5 separate regions of the Homo sapiens genome follow, and regions 1, 2, 3 and 4 are each linked to region 5. Evidence: chromatin contacts called from ENCODE Hi-C or POLR2A ChIA-PET data. All regions are on one chromosome and are shown on one strand. Each heading gives the region's core, a stretch centred on a gene start or an enhancer-like site at or near the end of the contact. The rest is flanking DNA. Distances are from core to core; before and after follow the strand shown.

Region 1 (2,700 bases), core at 139-2,638, 180 kb before region 5:
CAAGAACCCAGAAGCAAATGCAATAAAAACAAACATAAATAGCTGGGACCTAATTAAACTAAAGAGCTTTTGCACAGCAAAAGGAACAGTCAACAGAGTAAACAGACAACACACAGAGTGGGAGAAAATCTTCACAATCCATACATCTGACAAGGGACTAATATCCAGAATCTAGAAGAAACTCAAACAAATTAGCAAGAAAAAAAGAAACAGTCCCATCAAAAATTGGGCTGGCATGAATAGACATTTCTCAAGGCCAATCGCAGTGGCTCATGCCTGTAATCCCAGCACTTTGGGAGGGCAAGGCAGGCAGATCATGAGGTCAGGAGTCCGAGACCAGCCTGACCAACATGGTGAAACCCCGTCTCTATTAAAAATACAAAAATTAGCCGTGTGTGGTGGCATGTGCTTGTAATCCCAGCTACTCAGGAGGCTGAGGCAGGAGAATCGCTTGAACCTGGGAGGCGGATGTTGCAATGAGTGGAGATCGCGCCACTGCACTCCAATCTGGGTGACAGAGCAAAACTCCATCTCAAAAAAAAAAAAAAAAAAAAGAAAGAAAAAATGTTCAAGATCACTAATGATCAGGAAAATGCAAATCAAAACCACAATGTGATACCACCTTATTCCTGCAAGAATGGCCATAATCAAAAAATCAAAAAGACATTAGATGTTGGCATGGATGCGGTGATCAGGGAACACTGCAGTGATCAGCGAACACTTCTACACTGCTGATGGGAATGTAAACTAGTACATCCGCTATGGAAAACAGTGTGGAGATTCCTTAAATAACTTAAGGTAGAACTACCATTTGATCCAGCAATCCCACTACTGGGTAATGGGATTCCCTCTACTCAGAGGAAAAGAACTCATTATTCAAAAAAGATACTTGTACATGCATGTTTATAGTAGCACAATTCACAATTGCAAAAATCCTGGAACCAACCCAAATGCCCATCAGTCAATGAATGGGTAAAGAAACTGTGAGATATATATATATATATACATCAGCTCTGCATACTGGACACCTCATTTTTTATTTTTTATTTTATGTGAGCAAGAAATAGATTTCCATTGTGTTACACTATTGAGACTGCAGGTTTATGTTGTAGCAGCTAGGATTACCTAGATTTACTTTTAGGAAAGACTTCTCTGCAAGGAATGTGGAGAATGGGTTGGAGGAGGCAAGAAGAGGAAGGAAGACAAGTGAGAATACATGTGTTGGAATCAACTGAGTGATTGCTATAGGCAACCTGTAGGCAGTATCAAAAGGTGCTATTTAAATTTGCATGACAGAGTGACGGGGGAAGAAGGTGTCTCATTGTCCAGCTTGGGTAACAGCACGGATTGTCTTGCCTTTCAGTTTAATGCAACTGATAATTCATAAGGAGCAGAAGACACTGAGTGAGGTGTCCAGTATGCAGAGCTGATGAAGTGAACTTGATCCCTGCTCTGGTGAATCCAAGAAGGTGTGTTGGGAAGGTGGGTAATAATCTTGGCTTTGGATACATTGAGGTAGAGATACTTGTGTGTCCAAATGGAAGGATAGGATGAGCAAGTAGAGATTTGGGTCTGGAGCTCAGGAGAGAGATCTGAGCTCTGGGCTGGCAGTCAGGTCATTGATGAGGGCCAGACCAATTTGGGAGAAAGTGGATGAAAGAAGACTCAGGCCAGCCCCGCAAGGGATAGCAATATTTAAAGCATGGGCCAGGGAAAGGGCAGGACAATGAGACTAAGCAAGAGAGGCCAGGAAGCTAGAAGGAAGATCAGGACCCAAAGCAAAAAGTGTTTCTTAAGGAAGAAGTCTCCAAAAGGGTAGAATATTGCCAAAAAGTCAGGTTTCTATTGAACTTAGGAACAAGGAGGGTGTTGGTGACCATTTATTTCGTGTAATGGTGGAGCACAAACCAGATTGGAGTTGGCTGAGGAAGGAATAAACAGTCACAAAACCTGGAAGCTAAAAGATTCATAAATTTGACTACATAAAAACTCTAATTTCACATGGTGAAAATACTGTAAACAAGATAAAATACAAATAACAATCTAGGGATATATTTATGATTCATTTCATAGACAAAAGGCTAATCTCTTTCTTACCATTTTTTTTTAAGAGATGGGGGCCTCACTGCATTGCCCAGGCTGAAGGGCATTGGCTATTAACAAGCACAATCATAGCACACTACAGCCTCCTGGGCTCAAGCAGTTCTTCCGCCCCAGCCTCCCAAGCAGCTGGGACTACAGGTACGTGCCACTGTGCTCGGCTTAATTCCTTGAGTATAAAAAATGCTTCTACTCATCCATGCATACTAGGCCTACACTCCTGAAGAAAAATATGGGTGAAGTATATGAAGCCAATTCACAGAACAGGAAATAAAAACAGCTCTTAAACATAAGAAAAGGCAGAAATAGACTTTATTCATGAAAAGGGGAAGTCAATGTTCAAATGCCATTCTCATTAAAAACTTTTATAAAAACCAAGGATAAACAGATATTTTCAAAAACCATTTATATGGATTTTATTTCAATTTCAATACCATGTCACTTAATATTAGATATATGGTTGTATAATGGAGTTCTTCTTTCTTTAGATTATGTGCAGGCTACAGAATTAGATTTTCCTTGTTAAAATTTTAAATATTACAGAAATATAGAAGGCAAAAAATGGAAGGTTTTTTCCCACATCTCCTTCCCCAAACCTAT
Region 2 (2,700 bases), core at 101-2,600, 190 kb after region 5:
CAGATGAACCCAAGATAATTATGATGAAGGAAAGAAGCTGGACAAAAAACAGTACATACTGTGTGATTCCACTGATACAAAACTCTGGAAAATGCAGACTAATCTGTGTGGCAGGAAGCAGATCAGTGGTTGGGGGCAGGAGTCATTACTGAGGGCAGGAGGGAGTACTGGACGCGTTCACTTTGTGGATTGTGATGATGATTTCACTGGCTATAACGTGTCAAGACTTCAATTTGTACACTATATATGTGCAGTTATTGTATGTTAATCACATTTTAATAAAGCTGTTAAAATATTGACCTGAAAATTAACTGTATTATTGAATCATCGATAATTAGCAAATAGAACTATGGAAAATGCCCTCTTAAATTTCAATTTAGTCAACTTAGATCTATTAGAGATTTTTAAAGCAGACCTTTTATAGTTCCAAGTTAAATCTCTAAAGTCAGTTGTAACAGAATCTGACAAAATGGGCTGTTTTCTTTTACCACCTTCTCTCTTAACCCATCAAGGCTTCCTTTTCTCAACTCTGTAATGTCCTGAAGTGTTCAAGGGGTCTCCCCATAGGTATGACAATGGGATGATTGGATGATTGTTGGTGCTTCCCATTAATCTCTCTTGAGATCCTTTCCACGTCTCCGAAAGGCACCTGTTCTTATTTGCATTTTGCAGATGAGGAAACTGAGTCTCAGAGAGGTTAAGGGGGTAGCCCGAGGCCATGTACATGACTGCAGCTTGGGACTCGGCGTCCAAAAGGGTGCCTGCCCATCCTCCTGCCAACTTAGTTGACACAATTTTCCTTTCTAAAGGCTTTCTCCCAATACCGTTGCCATTCTTAATTAGGGCTGGGTGCCGTCGAAGCCTCCTTGGAGTTAAAGGGCTGCTAGGAGGAGGAGGTGGGACGGGAGGTGGCCGTTCTCAGAGTGCTTGAAGAACTAATTAAAAATCAGTCTTTTTAAATTTTTAATTAAATTAATGTCTGTAGGGCGAAGTGTCACGGCCTGGGAGGACGGTGCGGCTGGCTTCAGCCCTTGAATGCCCCGCGTCAGTAATAATTAGGGGGTGGGGGGAAACAAAGCGAGGGTGAGTTCTGCTGGGCGCCCGTGGACTCCTAGAGGTCACTGTCGCACTCTGCTACTCAAGTGGGTTTCCCCAGCCCGTCCAGAGAGGTACTGGTGTGCGGGAGAGGCCAGCAAGACAACCAGGGACAGCTACTCCGCCCAGGGCCGGCAGCCGCCCCGCCTCGACCACGCCCCCAACCCAAGCCCGGGATCGCCCCTCCCCGACCACGCCCCTCACCCCCGCCCTTCCGGGGCCGAAAGCGAAAGCGCGCTCGGTCTCTCGGTGCTCGCTCCATCGGGTCTGGCGGGGCTGGCAGCGGCGAGGACCCGGGTCTGGCGCTGTGGGCCGGGAGCCGTGGGGCGGCATGGAGGGGCTGGTTGTCGCCGCCGGCGGGGACGTCTCCCTGCACAACTTCAGCGCGAGGCTGTGGGAGCAGCTGGTCCACTTCCACGTCATGCGGCTGACGGACTCGCTGTTCCTGTGGGTGGGGGCCACGCCGCACCTGCGCAACCTCGCCGTGGCCATGTGCAGCCGCTACGTGAGTGCCTGGCGGCCGAGGGTGCGGGCGGCGGGGCGGGGGCGCGGGGGCGCCGGGCCTGCGCGAGCTGCAGCCCCCCAGGCTTCTCTTGGGTCCACAGGGCGCCCTACTCCCCCGAAGCCCACCCGTGGGATGTCTTAGGAAGCCCGCGGGCGCCAGGGCCTGCACCACCTCGGGAGCTGCGCGCGGGCCCCGGGCCCCTCTCCTTGTCCCGCCGCCCCGCAGCTGCGTCCCGCACTGGTCTCTGTAGGTCAGAATGTCTTGGGTCTGTCCTCGCCACACGCTCGCTGGGGGACGCGTCTGCCTCGTAGCTCTCCTGCCATCTGGATTTTGAGCACACTGATAATTTTTTGGGGACTCTTGCGTCTCCACTGGATGTCTCAGGCATTTCGCACTAGGCACACATCAGGCTCTCTTCTCCAAACCTGCTCCCTCCTCCGCCTGACTGGCGCTGTGATGGCAGCTCCATCTTCCTGGCTGTGCGTTCAGAGCCTCGCAGTTGTCTTTGATTCCTCTTTCTTCACACTCCACGTGCTGAGTCCCTAGGCACTGCCGCCAGTCAAAGCAGACAAAACCCAAGCCGCCCTCACCTTCACCCTGCCGCGCTGGGCCAAGCCTGGGACATTATCATTTCCCCTCCTCTCCCGCCTTTCCGGCTTTGCGTGTCGCCGCCTGGTTTCTCCTGGTTTCCTGAGGCAGCTGTAAGAAAGTGCCACAGACCGCGTGGCTTAAAACAACAGAGGTTTATTCTCAAAGATCTGTAGACAAGGTCTCTCACTGTCACCCAGGCTGGGGTACAGTGTCATTATTATAGCTCACTGTCACCTCAAACTCCTGGGCTTAAGTGATCCTCCTTCCTCAGCCTCCCGAGTAGCTAGGACTACAGACATGTGCCACCATACCTGGCTAATTGTGTTTTTTTGTAGAGATGGGGGTCTCACTATTTTGCCCAGGCTGTTCTTGAACTCCTGGCCTCAAGTGATGATCCTCCTTCCTCAGTGAGCCCGACTCTTCTCATAAGGACATCAGTAATGTTGGATTAAGGGCCCATCCTACTCCAGTATAACCTTGTCTTAAATTGTATATATATATATATTTTT
Region 3 (2,500 bases), core at 1-2,500, 210 kb before region 5:
GTCTGCAGCTTGCCTCCTGAGCCAGCAAGACCGTGAACCCACCAGAAAAAAAAAACTCCAAATACATCTGAACATCAATAAAGGACAGACTCCAGATGTGCCACCTTAAGTGCTATAACACATCATGAGGGTCTGCGGTTTTGTTCTTGAAGTCAGTGAGACCAAAACCCCACCAATTCCCGGTCACAAAAGGGTATAAAGTTTGAATTATGGGTTGAGCATTCTGGCTCACACCTGTAATCTCAGTACTTTGAGTGGCTGAAGTGGAAAGATAAGTTGAACACAGGTGGGGGAGGTAGCAGTGAGCTGAGATCACACCACTGCATTTCAGCCTGCGTGACAGACTACCTCAAAAAGTTTAAGGTACTCAAAGTTAACACATTTTGGAAATCTAAGGTACAGCATGGCTATGAAAGTTCATGAGAATGTATGCTTGAGATGTGCTAAGAGTAGATCCTGAATGTTCTCATCACATACACAAATGATAAGTAAATGTGGAGGATATGTTAATTTGCTTGACTATGGTGATCATTTCACAATGTATCTGTATTTATGGTTTAAATGTTTGTTCCCTCCCAAACTCATGTTGAAATTTAATTACCACTGTAACAGTATTAAGAGGTGAGACCTTTAAGAGGTGATCAGATCATGAGGGCTCTGCCCATATGAATGGATTAATGCATTTATCTGGGGAGTGGATTCCTTATAAAAGGACAATTTGGGCCTTCTTTTGTCTCTCATCCTCTCTTGCCTTCCACCTTCCACCATGGGACGAGGCAGCAAGAAGGCCTTCACCAGATGCCAGACCCTCAATCTTGGATTCCCTGCCTCCAGAACTGTGAGGAAATAAATTTCTGTTCTTTATAAATTACCTAGTCTGTGGTATTCTGTTATAGCAGCACAAAATGGACTAAGACATATATCAAAACATCACATTGTACATTGCAAATGTATACAATTTTTGTTTGTCAACTATACCTCAAGAAAGCTAGAAAAAATCAAATAGTCAAATGGATCTAAAGTGTTTCTAAGTAGCAAAAGTGCTTTACACATCTATTTTGTTACCATGTTCTATGTCATATTGAAGGTGGGCTTGCCTTTCCACCTTTGGAGTGGATCATAAAGTCCTTGAAGAATGGTCTTCCCACAGTATTCAGCACACAGGAGTACCCAAGACATTTGTGTAGAGTTCCTCTGAATTAAAGCTGATGTCAACAACACTTCAGATGTCACCAGAGGGTAGGCAGGGCTGCAGAGTCACCCACCTTCAAGGATGATGCTCCAGTCATACCCAATGTGAAAGGTGTCCCCTGGAGCCATGCAAACAAATGAGGTGGCCCCAAGAACAGGATCCTAACATCTCAGGAAGTCAGTCGGCCTTGCTTGGCCACAACTTGAGTTGCACTTAATTTTTAAACTACCATTAATCCCCCAAAACAGGTGGTGAGAAGGTATTTTATATATGAGTGTAACGGCTTTGTTCTCATTCTAAAAGAAAGCAGATGTTATTCAAATCAGATGACCACAACCAGATGACGGAAAGGGGAAGGCAAAATGTTTTAACTTATTAAAAATATAAACTTGACTCAGAATACTCACATGATTCAGCTAAAGAGAAAATCATCTCTGGTGTTTAGGCACTCATTTGCATTTAAAAACCCAAAAGGAATCATTGTGACGAATTGTTGATATTAATATTTGTATTAACTGTCTAGGGCTGCCATACATAACAAAGTACTTTAGGCTGGGCAGCTTAAACAACAGAAAGGTATTTATTGTCTCATTTCTGAGGGCTGAAAGTCTAAGATCAAGGTGTCAGTAAGGTGGGTTCCTTCTTGGGACTCAGAGGGAGAATATGTTCCAGGCCTCCCTCCTTAACTTGCAGATGGCCCTCCTCTCTCTATAGCTCTTTAGTGTTTTCCCTCTGTATGTGTCCGTGTCCAAATTAACCCTTTTATAAGGACGCCAGTCATATTGGGTGACCTAATGACCTCATTTTGCCTTAATTACCCCTGTAAAAACCCTGTCTCCAAATACAGTCACATTCCAAGATACTGGAGGTTAGGAATTTAACATATGAATTGAGGGGAGTGAAGAACAACCCAATCCAGCCCATGACAGTGTCCTAGTGTTTCAAGACAGTTTCTGCACAGATAGACATGGAGACATCGTTCTATCCTTACCTTGCTGATTTTAAGACTCCCTACCCCACACACAAGTTGCTGCTGTTGTTTATTTAATAAAACTGTGTAGATCACTTTCCTTTGAAACACTGATGCACAGCTGTGGAAGGTGGGGTATCTGGGATTACATGCCGACATCCAACCTCGCTGGACCTATCCGGCCCCAGGCATTGCACCAAGGACTGAGATACACTCGTGGATTTAATCATCCAAACACATCTCCTAGGAGGAAGGCCATACATGATCCCCCCAGGCTGAGGCTTCTTAAGGCTCCCCAAGGGGAGGTGGACTTGACACACTGAATACAGGATCACTCC
Region 4 (2,700 bases), core at 5-2,504, 130 kb before region 5:
GTTGGCGGGCCCGCACTCGGAGCCGCCGGCCGGCCCTACCTGCCCCAGGTAGTGAGGGGCTTAGCACCCAGGCCAACAGCTGCGGAGGGTGTGCTGGGTTCCCCAGCACTGCTGGCCCACCGGCGCTGTGCTCGATTTCTCACCGGGCCTTAGCTACCTTCTTGCGGGGTAGGGCTTGGGACCTGCAGCCCACCATGCCTAAGTCTCCCCCGCGTTACCGCCGCCGCCGTGGGCTCCCGCGCAGCCTGAGCCTCCCCAACGAGCACCGCCCCCTGCTCCAGGGCACCCGGTCCCATCAACCGCCCAAGGACTGAGAAGTGCGGGCGCACGGCATGGGATGGGCAGGTAGCTCCACCCACGGCCCCAGTGCGAGATCCACTAGGTGAAGCCAGCTGGGCTGCTGAGTCTATTAGGGACTTGGAAAATCTTTATGTCTAGCTAAGGGATTGTGAATACACCAATCGGCACTCTGTATCTAGCTCAAGTTTTGTAAATGCACCAATCAGCACTCTGTGTCTAGCTGATCTGGTGGAGACTTGGAGAATCTTTCTGTCTAGCTAAGGGATTGTAAATACACCAATCGGCACTCTGTATTCTAGTTAATCTGGGGGGACTTGGAGAATCTTTATGTCTAGCTAAGGGATTGTGAATACACCAATCAGCACTCTTAATCTAACTCGAGGTTTGTAAATGCACCAATCAGCACTCTGTGTCTAGCTGATCTGGTGGGGACTTGGAGAACCTTCATGTCTAGCTAAGGGATTGTGAATACACCAATCGGCACTCTGTATCTAGCTCAAGGTTTGGAAATGCACCGATCAGTACCCTGTGTCTAGCTCAAGATTTGTAAATGCACCAATCAGTGCTCTGTGTCTAGCTAATCTAGTGGGTACTTGGAAAACTTTTGTGTCTAGCTCAGGGATTGTAAACGCACCAATCAGCACCCTGGCAAAACGGACCAATCAGCTCTCTGTAAAACAGACCAGTCAGCTTTCTGTAAAATGGACCAATCAGCAAGATGTGGGTGGGGCCAGATAAGGGAATAAAAGCAGGCTGTCGGAGTTAGCCGTGGTATGTTTGCTGAGATCTGCTTCAATGTAGTGAAAATGGTTATTCTTCTTGCTTTTTTTTTTTTTTTTCTCTTTTTTTCAGTAAATGTGCTGTTTTTCGGTTTTGTTTCCTGTATGAGCTGTAACATTCTTTGTAAAGCTCTGTGGTTTTGTTTTTGAAGGTATGAAAATAGAACCAACCCATTTGTAGAGTTAAACAACTATCAGGAGCGTATGGCGTTATGTAGTTTATGACACTCACTGAATGTTTTAGAGCTTTACTCTTGAGCCGATGAGATCGCTAAGCCCACCATGAAAGAAGTAAAGGGAGGACATACCGCTTTAAAGAACTTGTAACACCACACGGGTCTGTGGCTTCATTCCCGAAGTCAGTAAGACCAATGAACCCACCAGCACAGTGTTTTTGGTGATGGTTGTTTTTAGCAACCTTAACTGTAAAAATTTCTCGTTTAAAATCATGAATTACGTGTTAAGGTTTCAACGTATGAATTTGTGGAGGGGGCTGGGCACAATTCACTGCATAGCAAATAACTGTACTTTGAGAATAACGTATATTTAAAGTTTAAATTGTGAATTTTAAAAATTCAATTTGATCTTTTCCAAACATTTTTAAAGAACGATTTGACAGTCTTAGGTCCTCTAATAAAAATCACTTGCAGTGAATTTTTAAAAAATGGACAAGTAATAGTTGTGTAGACTTTTGCAATGTTATGTTTTGATACATGCTTACATGGTAGTGAAACTGGGCAAGTTCCCTTGTTCCTCTCGGGATGTGTGATGGGGCTGATGGCTCACTTTAGTGCCCTGCTGCTCCAACTTTTAGGAGAGAATACAGACAGGTAGGCTGTGGGGCTCCAACCCTTTTGCAGTGTCTAGGGCTGAATGTTTACAACTCCTGAAGCTCCACTGGGCATGTGTTAGAGTGCTTTTTTAGTTTAGCTATCCATAGGTGGCTTGTGTTAACCAGTTCAATCAGACCCCTACCTTATCGCAAGGACAGAGGGCTTTCTGTATCCTGGGGTTCCTGCCTTGGTGTACCAGAAGAATCGGATCACATGTGGGCTTGGAGAATGAGTGCAAGGTAAGTCTGGCAACCTGGGCTCTCCTTCAACTGCCCCCGTCAAACTGCGTTGTTCTGCCGGTGGATGGCCTGCCTGCATGCCGGTGCCTGCTGGTGCATCCCATTCCTCTCAACTTCCAGCCGCTCGTGTGTTCCTCCACTGATGTACTCCTCTCGATATGCAGCCACCTGTGTGTCTGCCTGCTAGCGTCTCAGGGTTTTACAGGCACAGGGTAGGGGCGTGGCAGGCCAGGGTGGTCTTGAGAAGTGCAACATTGGGGCAGGAAAACAAAAATGCCTGTCCTCAACTAGGTCCGTGGGCACAGGCCCAGGGTTGGAGCCCTAGCCAGGGACCACGCCCTTCCCCCCCCCGCCATGTTATTTAAAGAGAGCACACCCTTCCATATCAGTGGAATGGCTAAAACAAGCTAATTCCCATACGCATTACCTCATCTATTTTTTTTGTGATGAGAATGTCAGAGTAGGCGGTTAGACGTGAGCAGGGCATGCACGGGCCCCCAAGAATGTTGGACATTTGTCAAGCCACAGTCACAATTATAAATCTGTCCC
Region 5 (2,700 bases), core at 201-2,700:
CTCCAGGATTTTTTTTTTTTTTTTTTTTTTTGTGGCTTCAGAGCTCATTTCTTTTTAGCACTTAATATTCCATTGTATAGATGTACCACAGCTTATCTGTCCACCCATTAAGTGATATCTTGGATGCCCTCAAGTTTTGGCAATTATGAATAAAGCTGCTATAGACATTCTTGTACAGGTGTTTGTATGGGCATAAGCTTTCAACTCGTTTGGGTAAATACCAAGGTGTGGAGTTGCTTCATCTTATGGTAAGAAGAGCTTGGTTAAGAAATTGCCAAAATGTCTTCCAGACTCTAACATTAGGCATTCCCACTAGGAATGTATGGGAGTTCCTTGTGCTCCAGATCCTCATCAACATTTGTTGTTGTCAGTGTTCTGAATTTTAGCCATTCTAATAAATGTGTAATAGTATTTGTTTTTTTAAATTGCAATTCTTTAATGACATGATGTTGAGCATCTTTTCATATGCATATACATATGGTGAGGTGTATGTTCAGAGCTTTTGCCCGCCTTTAATCAAGTTGTACATTTTCATATTGTTGCATTTTAAGAGGGTTTTTTTTGGTATATTTTGGGTCACAGTGCTTTATCAGATATGTCTTTTGCAAATATTTTCTCCCAGTCTGTGGCTCGTGTTGTGAACGTGGCTAGTTCTCTTGACATACATATCTTTTCACAGTATGTAATCCTGTTGTGCTTTTTTTTTTTTTCCTTTTGAGACGGAATCTTGCTCTTGTCACCCAGGCTGGAGTGCAGTGGCGCGATCTCGGCTCACTACAATCTCCACCTCCCAGGTTCAAGGGATTCTCCTGCCTCAGCCTCCCGAGTAGCTGGGATTGCTGGTGCCCGCCACCACGCCCAGTTGATTTTTGTATTTTTTAGTAGAGATGGGGTTTCACCATGTTGGCCAGGCTGGTCTCGAACTGCTGACCTCAAGTGATCCGCCCGCCTTGGCTTCCCAAAGTGCTGGGATTACAGGCGTGAACAACCGCGCCCGGCCTGATGTGCATATAATTTTATTATTTGATTTTTAATATACATGAATAGCATGCAGTTCCAACTTTGCTCGAGACTTCACAATTACCATTTTAAAGGGCTGCAAAATAATCACATTTCCTCCTCAACAGCCCCACTTTACAGATGAAGGTAGAGGAATGCTAACTTGCCTATGCTAACCCGCAGAGCTCTGAATCCTCCGGATAGCGCCCCCGCTGTAATCCACCCAGTGCTTCCCTCCAGACCCTTCTCCCTCTCGTGCGCGCGGAGGTTTCGGTTTCCTCTTTTACGTAGGCCGCCCCACTCGCTTGAAAACAAAGTCCGCGATCCTCTAGCCCGCAAGAGAGCTCCGGGACTCAGACCCCGGGCGCGAGGTCCCACGAGCGGCGGGGCGGCGCTCTCGCGGTCCTCCTCCCCGGCAAGGGCCGGGGCAGGGGGAGGAGGCAGCGCGAACAGTCCACGCCCTCCAGCCGGGCGCGCTCGACGCGGACGGCGGGCCAGCTGCCGGAGCGCGGCGACTCCAGGGGACCCACAGCTGGGGCGCCAGAGCGCGGCCATCCGGGCGGGGCCGACGGAGCGCGGCAGGACTTGGCTGGACGGCGCGGCCACGGAGAAGGGCGCGGTGAGCGGACTGGCACCGCGCGGGGAACATTCCGGAGGCCGCCGGGCTCAGTCCCGGTGACCCCCCTGGTCGGGGTTCGCGCGCCCTCCCCCAGCACGCCCGGGCAAGGCTGCCGCGGCGTCGGAGTAATCCCCAACCCTCCGCCGCCGCTTCTTCCCTCACCCGGGCCTCCAGACGTTTGCCGCGGAAACGAAAGTAACGCTCGGGTGCTTGCGTGGAGGCCGGGGCGGCCGCGGGCTTCCCGGAAGGAGAGGGACTCTGCCCGGGGTGCGCGCGGCGGGCGGGCCCCGCCGGTACCGGAAGTCGGGCGGTGGGCGGGGCCGCGGGCGCTCCCGGAAGTCAGGGGTGCTCCGCTAGGTGTCTCTGCTTATCCGGAGTCCGCTGGCCGCCTCTGTGCCAGAGGTCGGGGCGCTGGACTGGTAGCGGGCGGAGACCTGCCTTTGGGCCGCGGTTACCGCGTGAGGGTGGAATAGGCAGTCCCACACGCCATTAATGTTGTTTTGGTGGAGAAGGTGGGCTCCTAGTGCCCTATCATTAAGAAAAAACAGTTTGGGCTCTTCCCTTACCAGCCCTTTGAAAGGGCCTTTTACTGTTGCGCTTGAGGCCGCAGCAGGTTCCAAAAACAAAAGCATTTCTGCGTGATCTTAGACGACTGAGGGGACGAATGTGGTAACCCTAGCAGGCTTCTGTCACTGGCAGGTGCTTTTGTGAAGTGCTGCGGACCCTCTTGAGGGTTGGGAAGAGGATAGGCTGCATCCTCCTTCCCTAAGCATTTGACAAAGCCTCACAGGGATGCGGGGGTTGCGGGGGCAGGGGGAGGTCTGGGGTTGTTAGTTCTTTCTCTCTTGCTGACCATTTGGCTCTCCCTTAATCAGAGCTCTTTTTTATTTTGGGCAAAGCAGGAGGCTGTTCCAATGATTAATTCTTCCCTGACTTACACTTGAAGAAGCCAAGGCAGGAAGTGAACTTTGAAATGTGCAATGTCTTAGTACTCATCTGCATTCTGTGACTGCTAGGAAGATGGACTGAGTCAAGAGGAAATTGTCTTGTTAGAAATGTGGAATACTGCGTCGGGCACGGTG

Evidence for each region. A loop is a pair of places that touch in the nucleus more often than their neighbours do. ChIA-PET counts read pairs that join two places held with the same protein, here RNA polymerase II (POLR2A). Pooled maps may share reads with other maps.
Region 1: a pooled map shows a loop between it and region 5 (2.6-fold over the local background). The contact joins the promoter of SERPINB9-AS1 here to the promoter of RIPK1 in region 5. A Hi-C loop is called at or near these places in 1 of 37 single-sample maps with no recorded cell type and 3 of 50 pooled maps. POLR2A ChIA-PET finds 5 or more read pairs at or near these places in 10 of 52 experiments (CD4-positive, alpha-beta memory T cell, GM10248, H1 and 7 more).
Region 2: a loop to region 5 is called in a map of B cell, with 17 times the contacts of the local background. The contact joins the promoter of PSMG4 here to the promoter of RIPK1 in region 5. A Hi-C loop is called at or near these places in 21 of 168 maps with a recorded cell type or tissue (B cell, CD4-positive, alpha-beta T cell, CD4-positive, alpha-beta memory T cell and 13 more), 37 of 37 single-sample maps with no recorded cell type and 34 of 50 pooled maps. POLR2A ChIA-PET finds 5 or more read pairs at or near these places in 12 of 52 experiments (CD4-positive, alpha-beta T cell, CD4-positive, alpha-beta memory T cell, GM12878 and 9 more).
Region 3: a pooled map shows a loop between it and region 5 (4-fold over the local background). The contact joins the enhancer-like site here to the promoter of RIPK1 in region 5. A Hi-C loop is called at or near these places in 8 of 168 maps with a recorded cell type or tissue (A673, PC-9, ascending aorta and 5 more), 10 of 37 single-sample maps with no recorded cell type and 19 of 50 pooled maps. POLR2A ChIA-PET finds 5 or more read pairs at or near these places in 17 of 52 experiments (CD4-positive, alpha-beta T cell, CD4-positive, alpha-beta memory T cell, GM10248 and 12 more).
Region 4: a pooled map shows a loop between it and region 5 (3-fold over the local background). The contact joins the enhancer-like site here to the promoter of RIPK1 in region 5. A Hi-C loop is called at or near these places in 8 of 168 maps with a recorded cell type or tissue (CD4-positive, alpha-beta memory T cell, CD8-positive, alpha-beta T cell, GM12878 and 3 more), 15 of 37 single-sample maps with no recorded cell type and 16 of 50 pooled maps. POLR2A ChIA-PET finds 5 or more read pairs at or near these places in 23 of 52 experiments (CD4-positive, alpha-beta T cell, CD4-positive, alpha-beta memory T cell, CD8-positive, alpha-beta T cell and 19 more).

What each region holds. Positions count from the first base shown.
Region 1 is chr6:2,882,600-2,885,299 of GRCh38, forward strand. It overlaps SERPINB9-AS1 (SERPINB9 antisense RNA 1), which reads left to right and starts at 1,389. Exons shown (of 5, transcript NR_110841.1): 1 at 1,389-1,482; 2 at 2,112-2,241.
Region 2 is chr6:3,257,597-3,260,296 of GRCh38, forward strand. It overlaps PSMG4 (proteasome assembly chaperone 4), which reads left to right and starts at 1,351. Exons shown (of 3, transcript NM_001128591.2): 1 at 1,351-1,600. The coding sequence starts at 1,427. RefSeq lists silencers at 1,171-1,420, 1,541-1,660, 1,711-1,810 and an enhancer at 1,931-2,060.
Region 3 is chr6:2,861,546-2,864,045 of GRCh38, forward strand. It overlaps the pseudogene SERPINB9P1. Among named protein-coding and RNA genes, the nearest start is that of MIR4645, 8.7 kb to the left of the region's middle. RefSeq lists an enhancer at 1,160-1,489. Within about 2 kb of position 1,251, at least 8 of the 41 ENCODE cell types and tissues checked have a DNase peak (open chromatin) inside an H3K27ac peak, as active enhancers do; they include CD4-positive, alpha-beta T cell, OCI-LY7 and natural killer cell, where a contact is called at or near this core.
Region 4 is chr6:2,935,882-2,938,581 of GRCh38, forward strand. No RefSeq gene overlaps it. Among named protein-coding and RNA genes, the nearest start is that of SERPINB9, 34 kb to the left of the region's middle. Within about 2 kb of position 1,255, at least 4 of the 41 ENCODE cell types and tissues checked have a DNase peak (open chromatin) inside an H3K27ac peak, as active enhancers do; they include CD8-positive, alpha-beta T cell, where a contact is called at or near this core.
Region 5 is chr6:3,067,044-3,069,743 of GRCh38, forward strand. RIPK1 (receptor interacting serine/threonine kinase 1) reads left to right here and starts at 1,451. Exons shown (of 11, transcript NM_001354930.2): 1 at 1,451-1,618. RefSeq lists a silencer at 1,320-2,109.